Regions from separate parts of the Homo sapiens genome. Here region 1 is linked to region 2. A link is an interaction called in ENCODE POLR2A ChIA-PET data of the cell type or tissue named here. Cell type or tissue: PC-3. All regions are shown on one strand. Each heading gives the region's core, and the rest is flanking DNA. Links, peaks and the distances in the headings are about the cores only.

Region 1 (5,389 bases), core at 263-5,262, 51 kb before region 2:
ATGGATATATCACTTCTGTTCGCCTGTTGAAGACCATCTCAGTTGTGTCCAGTTTGGGTGTTTATGTGTAGAGTTGTTACAAATATTCATGTATGGGTTTCTAAGTGAACACAAAATTTCAATAACTTGAGTAAATACCAAGGAGTGGGATTGCCGGGTCATATAATAAGTATATCTTTAATTTTATAAGAAACTGCCAAACTACTTCGCAAAGTGGTTGTACCATTGTGCATTCTTAACAAGAACATGAAAGAGTTCCAGAGGCTCTGCATCCTTGCCAGCACACACTTAGTGTTGTCAGGTTTGTTTTTTCTTAACTGTAGCTATTCTAATTGATATGCATGATAGTTCATTGTGGTTTTAACTTTGATTTCCCTAATTAAAAATAATGTTAAGTGTCTCTTCATATGCTTATTTGCCATCATATGCTTTCTTTGGTAAAACATATGTTCAAATATTTTGCCCATTTTTTATAGAGTTGTTTACTTTCTTGCTGAAGCTTGAAAGTTCTTTATATATTCTGGATACAAGTCCTTCATTACATATATGATTGCAAATATTTTCTCACAATCTGTGGCTTGTCTTTTTATTCCCTTAACATTGTCTTTCACAGAGCAAAATTTTTATTTCAAGTTCAATTCATTAATGTTTCTTTTATTGATTGTGCTTTTAATGTTGTATCTAAAAACTCTTTGCCAAACCAAAGGTCATATTTTCTCCTGTGATTTTTTTTCTAGATGTATTGTAGTTTCATCTTTTACATTTAGATCTATGATCTTTTTCTCAGTTGTTTTTTAAGGTGTGAGGTAAGTGTTGAGGTTCATTTTCTTTCTTGCATATAGATATCCAACTGTTCCAACACCATTTGTTGAAAAGACTATCATTTCTTCACCCTTGTCAAAAATGAGGTGATTATATTTGTGTGGGTCTACCTCTGGGCTCTCAACTCTGTTCCACTGATTATTGTATCTATCATTTTGTCAACACTACACTTCCTTGATTATTATAACTTTGTAACAAGTCTCAAAATTGGGTACTGTCTGAGTCCTCCAACTTTGTGCTTTTTCAGATTTGTTTTCATGGGGACAAACTGACATCTTCCAATCCATGAATACAGTATCTGTATTTATTTTACTGTTCTTTAATTGCTTTCACCAGGATTTTCTAGATTTTAGCATACCTATCCTGAATATTGTTTTTGTTAGATTTATATCTAAGAATTTGTGGGTTTCGGTGCTACTGAAAAGGCTATTGCTCTCTAAATTTCAAAGTCCATATGTTCATTGCTAGCATGAAGAAATACAATTGACTTTGTATCTTGCAACCTTACTAAACTCACTTATTAGTCCTAGAAACTTTTTAATGATCCTTCGGGTTTTTCTACAAAGACAATAAAGTTACACGTGAAAAGACATTGTTTCCTTTCTTCCTTTTAAATCTTTTTGCCTTTTTTTTTCTTGCCTTATTGTACTATAGGACTTTCCATATGAAGTCAGATAGGAGTCATAAGAGAGAACATCTTGCATTGTTTTTTATCTTAAGGGGAAAGTGTTTAGTTTTTCACCAGTAAGTGTGTTGCTAGCTATAGCCTTTTGTAGATGCCCTTTTTGAGGTTAAGAAAATTGCCTTCTATTCATAGTTTGCAGATAGTTTTAATCATGAATAGATGATTAATTTTTAAAGTGCTTTTTGTAAATCTATTGAAATAATCATCGTTTTTCTTTTCCTTGGTTCTGTAAATATATTTAATTTTAATTTCATTGGTTGATTTTTCCAGTGTTGAACTAGCCTTGCATTTTTTTGTTTTGTTTTTTTGTTTGTTTGTTTGTTTTTGGAAGGCTTTTAACTATAACTTCAATTTCCCTAGAAGATATGGGATTATTGAAGATATAATATTTCTTCTTGAATGAATTTTAGTATGTCTGTCCTTCGAGGAATTGATTCATTTCACCTAAGTTGTCAAATTTATGGGCACAGAGTTGTTTGTTGCACTACCTTATTATTCTTTTAATATCTGTAGGGTCAGCAGTGATGTCCCTTCTTTCATTTCTGATATTGATAATTTGTATCTTCTTTTTTCTTGGTCAGTCTGCCTAGAAGTTCACTAATTTTGCTGATCTTTCAAAGAACCAGCTTTTGGTTTGATTGATATATCCAAATTGCTTTTTTGTTTCAAATGTATTGATTTTTGCTCTTATTATGTTCTTCCTTCTGCTTGCACTAGTTTTAATTTGTTCTTCTTTATCTAGTTTTTTTCTTTTTAGGGTGGATGCTTACCTTACTGATTGAAGACCTTTCCTCTTTTGTAGTGTAAGCATTTAACTCTATAAATTTCCATCTATACACTACTTTAGCTTCATTTCCCAAATTGTGATATGTTGTAGTTCTTTTTCATTCAGTTCAAAACGCTTTTTTAATTGCCTTAAGACTTCCTCTGACATATGGTTTATTTAGATATGTGTTGTTTCATCTCCATACATTTGAAGATTTTCCACTTATATTTCTATTATTGATTTCTGGCTTAATTCCATTATAGTTCATGACCATGCTTTCTATGGTTTCTAGTCTTTTAAGGTTGTTAAGTTTGCTTTATGGCCCAGAACATAGTATCATTTGGAGAATGTTTCATGTGCACTTTAGAAAGAAGTGTTGTCATGTAAAGTATACTATAAATATCAACTGGGTCAAGTTGGTTGATAATGTTGCTCCAGTCATCTATATTTTTGATGATTTTCTTTCCATTTGTTCTATCATTTACTGAAAAAGGAGCACTGAAGTTTTCAACTGTAATTGTGAAACTATCTATTTCACTTTTTGATTCTATCAGCTTTTGCATCATGTATTTTGAAACTCTGTTGTTAGGTACGTACATGTTTAGCATTGTTATGTCTTCTTGGAAAATCAAGCCCTTTATAATTATTTGATGTTCCTTTTTATCCCAGATAATAATCATTGTTCTAAAAGTCTCACTTGTCTGATAGTAATATAAAGACTTCAGCTTTATTTTGATTAGTGTTTGCACAGCATATCTTTTTCTATTCTATTACTTTTAACCTATCTGTCTTTATAACTAAAGTGGGTTTCTTACAGAAAGTGTATAGCTGGTTCTTAATTTTTCATACAATCTGACAATCTCCATCTTTTAACTGGTATGTTTAGACCATTCACATTTAATGTGATTATAGATATGGTCAAATTAAAATCTATTTTGCTAGCTGTTTTTTTGTTCCTTCTGTTTTTTTCTTCTTTTCTTTTATTTTTCTGACTTCTCTCGTTAGCCTGGTTTGGGGGTGTGTGGAGGAAATGGTTTCTATTGTTCTGATTAAGCTGTAGTCTTAGGCAAGCACTATATCACTGAGTCCTGAAGCAGCAGCCTTCCCAGTGATCCCATCCCTCCCCTGCTTCACTTCTGAATCCAGAATGTATATCCATCCTTTCCCTAGGTGTTAAGATTTTTTTCCCTGTTCCCTTATCTCAGATGTAATGGGATTTCACCAGTATCCAAAGAGTGATAATGTTTGCTCCCTTCTACATACATGTCACACTAATTAAGGCTTTTGTTCATAGGGGAGGTAGGCAAGAAGGGTCCAGGTAGAATTTCTCACCCCTCTCACAGCAGTTTCTTTTCCTCTCCTCCAGCAATTCACTACAAGGGAGATTTTCTGTAGACTCTCCCAACCATTTTTGTGAACCTGTGATGGGGTTCATGGAGAAATGAGTCTAAGAAAGAAAGTGTGATCTCCTTTTATTTATTATCCCTAGGGCTTTGCCCGCTTCTACTAGAGTTCATTAAGCCAGATTCTGCATATTCAACAACCACCTTAGCTGAATTCATATAGGTATGTTTCTTGCTTAGGTAAGTCAGAGCTCATATCTCATTTCTCCCTGAAGATACCTATCTCTTCCTCGATTTTGGGCCTACTGGGTACCCAGCAACCTTAGGACTCCAGTGAGCTCAAGAAAAGTTGTGAACTTTCTATTCGTAAAGATTTTTTTTCACCATAAGTTTAGGAACAATCCTTCCCAGCTGTCTACATCTTTGAGAAGAAACTAGAAGTCTACCTTCTTATAGGTACTTTTGCATCTTTTGCAACAGCAAACAGAAGAAGGTACAGCAGTTGGTCAGGGTAATCACTATTCTCTTGGAAACTTGCTTAAAGAGCTTTAGGAATGACAGATGTTCCAAAAACACCTCTATCTGTTGTTTTTGAGAAATGTAAGATATACGGGGAAAATCCTATAGGAGTTAAGTAAAGTACAAATAATGTACCAATTTTTCAAAAAGTGGAGGGCAGAATCTGTATAAACTATCAGTCAGTTATAATTCAGGACAACTGTCTTGTTGAAAGCATCTACCAGCCTGCAATTGCCTGGCAAAGAATATGATGCCACATAGTAAACACCATGGATGGTGAAGAATAAAATAACTCTAGAGGCTTTCTAGTCCACTTAATTTCAGAATTGTTCATACATGTCACCATTTAGTGAGAAATATGACAGGCAACTAATTACTCAAAATTAGGCTAATGACAAAAACATTATACTTATGTTTTATTATTTATTCTAGTTTCCCCAAAGGTAAGTCTTGTCATTAATCATTAACTACTCCATATATTATTATTATTAAAAATGATAATGAAACAACTACAATTTAGTGACCACTCACTACTAGCCAAAGACTATGCTTAGCTAATAGCAAACATGTTCTCATTTCACCTTCACAACAACTCAGTGAGAGAAGTGGGACTCAGAGGGACTAAGAAACTCGTCAAATCCACAGAATTAACATATGTTAGAACTAGAATTAATTCCCAGGTCAGATTTTAAAGTCCTTACTTTTAACTTCTGAGTCAGACTATCCCAGATGATGTTAATTATTTCCTGTGGCCCATTGAGTATTTCCTGCTGTCATTTACAATGCTGGAAAAGGTCCATCCTTGCATAAGAACACAAAAGCATCAGAAATGCCTTATTAGCTGAGTCCAGTTGTCCAGCCACAAGGGCATTCAGTTTCAGAATGGCAACAAGGGACTATTTGTTGAGTGAACATGACAACTGACCTTTCTGAGATTGGTTTGCAAAGAGGGCATAACTGTCCTCCATGTTTTTTAAATGTCTCTCTCACTCTCTCTCTGTATACATATATATGTATGTAAATATGTGTGTTTGTGTAAAATATTCTTTTCTTTCCTGTAATCCTGTATTATCTAGCAATTTAGTCTTCTTGAAATTATATATATATTTATATTATATATTATATATATTTTATATATATAATATATATAAAATAAACTACAACTAACTCTAAGAATAAAGAGCCCTCTATAAGATTTCTACCATCTCTAATGAGGAAACATAATGTGATATTCTAAGATCATCTTAGATACCT
Region 2 (5,389 bases), core at 96-5,095:
AGCAAACAACAAGAGGAAGAAGGTACGTGTCTCCAAAGGGAGCAAGCTCTTACAGGGAGCTTGGCAACATTTGCATCAGCCTGGTAAAACATCGAAATAACAACACCTAAAATAGCCCTATAGGAACCTTGTCAGAAAATAAAGGCAAGATTCCTGAAGGACTCTGCCTTCATCCCCACGGAGCTGGGAAGCAAACGGGGAAATGCAAACCCCATTTATAGGGTCACATTTGGAGGAGCCGGCTCCGTCGGGGGCAGGAGGGAGGAAGTGGTGGGGAGGCTCAGGGTGTGTCAGATCCAGCCTCCCCACCTCTGCTGAGCTGGCGGCTGGACTCAAGGCCTGCCACGTCTTCCTGCTCTGCAGTGCACTAGCTGTGTGACCTTCTGCAAACTGGGTAACCACACTGCCTCCCCACCCCATCTCCTCCAAGGTAAAGTGGAGATTTTACCTGCTGCAAAAAGTTGGGTGAGGACTGATGAGAGAATGAGGGTTGATAAGAGAAGGTAAGGCATTAAAGGTAAAGGAAATTGCGTTTTGTTATATATATAAACAGCTTCTCACTGCTTTCGCTGGATTCATCATTCTGGGACTTTCTGTCTTCTACATACTTTTAAAGGTGAAGGAAGAGAAGGGAAAATGTGAAAGACAATATTCCAGTCTCCACTGAATGTGTGGGCACTTCAGTCTCGTGGCAAGTTCAGGCCAAGGGGACAGCTGCTGAAATGTGGGGGTCCAGGGGCTGCAGAGGGGTTCTGCTGCCTAGCATTTAAAAGAAGAGGGAAGTAAATATTTCTGAGGTGAGTCAGTAAAAGTAAAGAAATGCTTACTTCTTGTAAATGAGAAGGTGGCAGATGAACACATGAGGGAATGGGCATATATTCATCCCACTTGTAAAACATACTTCAAAGGAGGTAGTTCCAACATCAATTTCTTTATCGTGGTACTTTATAAGATTTCCTTGTTTGCTTGGTTTTAATTAACAGCAACCATACAGCATTGAAAGCGAAGCCTTATCCATCATCCACGTCAAAGGGGCTGGAAAGGTCCGAATCCACCTGAATGACAACTAAAGTTTCGAGAATGGGAATGCAAAAGGGGATTCAAAGGTAACAAAATCCTTGTCCTTCCATTTTCTTCTTCCGCACAAACAAAAGCAGTTTAATGGCATTGATGGAACTGCGTCCCTCTCATCTTCCCCTTGCCTGCTGTTGTACTCAAAGGTTCCAGAATACATGAGCGCAGCCCTACCTTATTTTGATGAACAGCTACAGCCACAGCAGAAATCAACAGGGTTTGGAGAATAAATCTGATAAATCGTGTCCTTCAAAAAGAGGAATTTATGTAATGCTTTCAGTTTTATCTTGTATGACCTACCCATCATGAAACTGGGAAACTGTAATTTATTTATCCAGTGAAGACAAAATTGATTAACAGGTCAGTGTAAATGTCAGCCTGGGGGAATTAACAAATGTAGTTCCACCGGGTCAGTTCTTGCCCAGTACTATTTAACATTTCCATTAATTACTTGCCGACAGAATTGGTGATAGAATAGGAGGTGTATTATTAAATCTGCCAATTTTTAAAAAGTTTAAATATGAATAGGTCTTGGCCAATTGAAAGACAGGGAGGGACTATTTGGTATCCTCAAGGCTCTGCCTGGTACAGAGTAGGTGCCTAATAAATGTTAGTTGAATGAAACAAATGCCAACAATACAAAGTCTAGTGTGAGGGAGTCCCTAGAGCAGCGGTCCCCAATCTTTTTGGCACCAGGGACAACTTTTCCATAGACCGGTAGCAGGGGAACGGTTTCAGGATGAAACTGTTCCACCACAGATGATCAGGCTTTAGTTTGATTCTCAAAAGGAGTGTGCAACCTAGATCCCTTGCATGCGCAGTTCACAATAGGGTTCACACCCCTACGAGAATCTAATGCCCTGCTCATCTGACAGGAGGCGGAGCTCAGGAGGTAATGCTCGCCCACCTCACAGGCTGTGCAGCCCAGTTCCTAACAGGCCACAGACCAATAGCAGACCCCTGCCCTAGAGGAAGAAAAGGAGAATCATTAACAACAGTTTTTATTAATATCTACTATAAATTTAAAGCCCTATCAAAAATTACTTACAGCAATGAAACCATGACCGATCCAAATCAAGAAGATCTAGACATCAGTAATGCACAAAAATCAAATTTAACAAGCGCAAACATAAAGTAAGGAACATACTCATAGTTCAAAACATGATCACACTTTTTGTTATCCTTTTCCTTATGTGCAGGCAGACACACACATACACATACACATGCATAAATATATATTATTTCTGGAATATAAATGAGAAGAAAAGGTATGGAGGAACAACCACCAAAGATTAACTGTCTGTCTTAGCAGAAAATAGCAACAGCTAATAAAGGTGCAGCTGGGTGGAGAAAAAAGAAAAACAGTCATACCTAAGCCAAACCCCTGAAGCCACAAGTCACGCACTCCTAAGTGGCCGACTCACCAGCAAGCAGGATGGGATGGGATGTCAGAGCTCAAAAGCCATCAGGATACCAGATCCACCTCTTTCTCAGCTGAGGGGCTCCTGGAGTTTTGTTTGGTTTGTTTTTAATTAAAAAGACAGAACAAAAAGAAAAAAAAATGTCCTGATGATAAGTAACCTACTGGAAGGCTCCGTCTGCTACCCACCGTCCATAGGCAACAGCAGGATGTAACAAACATACAGCCTCTCATGTACAAAAGGGAGAATTCAAGTGATGCTCAGATAAAGAAGTAGAACAATGAAGAAAAAAAATCCATACTCATATTTTTTTTGAGAGAGAGAGAGACAGCATTTCGCTCTGTTGCCTAGGCTGGAGTGCAATGGCACAATCTTGGCTCACTGTAGCCTTGAACTCCTGGACTCTAAGCGATCCTCCCTCCTCAGCCTCCTGAGTAACTGGGGCAATGAAATTATGCACTTAGCTAATTTTAAAACAAGTTTGTTTTGTAGATACAGGGTCTTGCTATATTGCCCAGGCTGGTCTTGAATTCCTGGCCTTAAGTGATTCTCCCACTCAGTCTCCCAAAGTGCTGGGATTATGGACATGAGCCACTGCACTGGGCCCATACTATGTATTTTTTGGCCAAATAATAAACCTGGATAGAACTTTTCTTGAGAAAAAAATGAGCAAGCAGACAATACAGAAGGGCTATTCAATAACAACATTTTGTTATCTGGAGAATATGACCTGAATGGGGGAAAAAAGAGATTGAAACTGTCATATCAAAGTTGACATGATAGCCCTAAGGGAGAAGTGAGGAAAAAAGCAACCAACTCAGAACTCAAAGGTGCACAACAAATATCCAGACGTGGAATGCACATTTCAGAAAGCAAAGTCTGAAGGAGCACTGACTTGAGAGAAGGGAAAAGCAATCACCCAGAAGCCAGAGAGAAGGGATCGAACGTTTAAAACACAACCCCCATGGAGGACACATGGCAGAGAAGTTTAGTTTATTGTAAGAAAGCACACTGACCACTACTAGAAAGATCTGATTTTGCTAATGGACAGATAACAGGGGGAAGGGCTACTGCTGGCCACAGGATGGAGAGTTTAGAGGTAACTCTGAGACATCATTTCATTATATATCCCACAGACCACTTTCACATGCCAGGCACCCAGCTGGGCCCACAGAACAAAACAAATGAGGCTCCTGCCCTCTAGGGGCATATAATCTTATAAAGTAGCAGAAAATAAACAAATAAATACAATGATTATAAATTTTCACAGGTGCTATGTAAGAAATAAACAAGGCACTAAGTCAGAGGACTAAAAAAAAAAAAGGACCTGCTTTAGACAGAATGGCAGCGAAGGCCCTTCCCAGGGGATGACTGATTGATTGACTGGTTGGTTGATTGATTGATTTTTCCAAGGAGACAACTTTCAAGTTGAGATATGAAGGGTGGGAAGGAGCTAGCCATGGGAAGAATGGAAAACTAGTTCCAGGTTACGGGCACGTGAACTATGCTAAGCATGGTGAGTTTGAGAAGAGGATGGATTGTAGTGAGCAAGATGACAGTACCACAAAATGAGGCCTAAGAAGGAGGCAGGAGCCAGGACATGTAGAATTTTCCAGGCCATAGTACAGAACATGAAGAGTCTACTCTTAGTTCAGGCTGCTATAACAAATTGCCAGAGACTGGGTGGCTTATAAACAATAGAAATTATTTCTCAGAGTTGTGGAGGCTGGAAGTCCAAGATCAAGGTGCTGGCAGATCCAGCATCTGGTGAGGGCATACCTCCTGGTTTGCAGATGGCCACCTTCTTGCTGTGTCTTCACATGCCAGAGAGAGAGGAAGCAAACTCTCTTCTTATAGGTGTCTCTTCTTATAAGGGCACTAACCCCATCATGAGGGCGGATTAATTAATTCCCAAAGGTCTTACTTCCTAATACCATCCCATTGAGTTTAGGGTTTCAACATACGAATTTGCAGGGACACGAAGATGAGTTCTGCTAAATATTTCTTGTAAGTCCATGAAAAGCTGAGTTCCTCCTGTTTGTCAGATCTGGGGGCGAGGAACAGCAATAGCTAGAAGGAGGAAATGCCCAGTACTATCCCAGTTAGCTACAAAGGAGAGTGGCTCAAAGGAGGCCCTTGTCAGATGCTTGTCCATGTCTAGTTGGCTATGGAGTAGATTTGACTCCTAATACTGAAATTTCTAAAAGTTTTGCCTGGAAAACTTTCAGTGCAAGGCTAAACATTAAGTCTCTTCTGTGAATATGAAAGTCAGTTTTAAAAAAAAAGATCCACCCATGTTAAACCTGTCACAGATTTAGTCAATCTATTTCAAAGTTAAGATCTTTATAGACTAGGAGGCAGCCATCTGGAAAGTTTGTGGAGCCAAGATCTAGATCCCTTATCCAATTACATGATGTGGCTCAAGTCATGCTATCTGTACCTTAGTTTCCTCATCTTTAAAATCAAGGGAAGAGAATGTCCTGCTCTCTAAGGCCCTTTCAGAATCTAATATGTAGAAAATGTCTAAAAGATGAGAGCCTGCTTATATAACTATCTAGCTGAATGTTCAGAAGTGGAAGGAAATTTTGGTGCCAAACTAAAATAAACTGCTCAGGTTTTTCTTGCACAAGATGTAAAATATTATTTTACCAAAACATTATCATATTCATTTTCATAATTACAAGGCTTCCATGCATAACACTGAAGTTCTATAAGTATTTGTTGAACAAGTGGTACAGCTTTACTGACATTACACTTTTGTGTTGAATAGGACTTTTTTTTTTTTTTTTTTTTGAGACGCAGTCTTGCTCTTTCGCCCAGGCCAGACTGCAGTGGCGCTATGTCGGCTCACTGCAAGCTCCGCTTCCCGAGTTCCCACCACTCTCCTGCCTCAG

The links. Peaks named below come from ENCODE experiments on the same cell type or tissue, not always from the same donor. Only the 100,000 strongest peaks of a DNase experiment are listed, where the experiment ranks them.
Region 1: POLR2A ChIA-PET joins it to region 2 with 5 read pairs; 4 of 35 experiments call an interaction of 5 or more read pairs at or near these places.

Annotation. Positions count from the first base shown.
Region 1 is chr1:41,930,490-41,935,878 of GRCh38, forward strand. It overlaps a transcript of HIVEP3 not described here. Among named protein-coding and RNA genes, the nearest start is that of HIVEP3, 14 kb to the left of the region's middle. In PC-3, for the core only: no CTCF peak of the experiment used is centred there; no DNase peak of the experiment used is centred there.
Region 2 is chr1:41,981,171-41,986,559 of GRCh38, forward strand. LOC124904160 (a long non-coding RNA gene) reads left to right here and starts at 362. Exons shown (of 4, transcript XR_007066031.1): 1 at 362-503; 2 at 617-797; 3 at 984-1,106. It also overlaps a transcript of HIVEP3 not described here. In PC-3, for the core only: no CTCF peak of the experiment used is centred there; a DNase peak (open chromatin) is centred at 2,481; H3K4me3 peaks cover 1,272 bases; H3K27ac peaks cover 2,357 bases.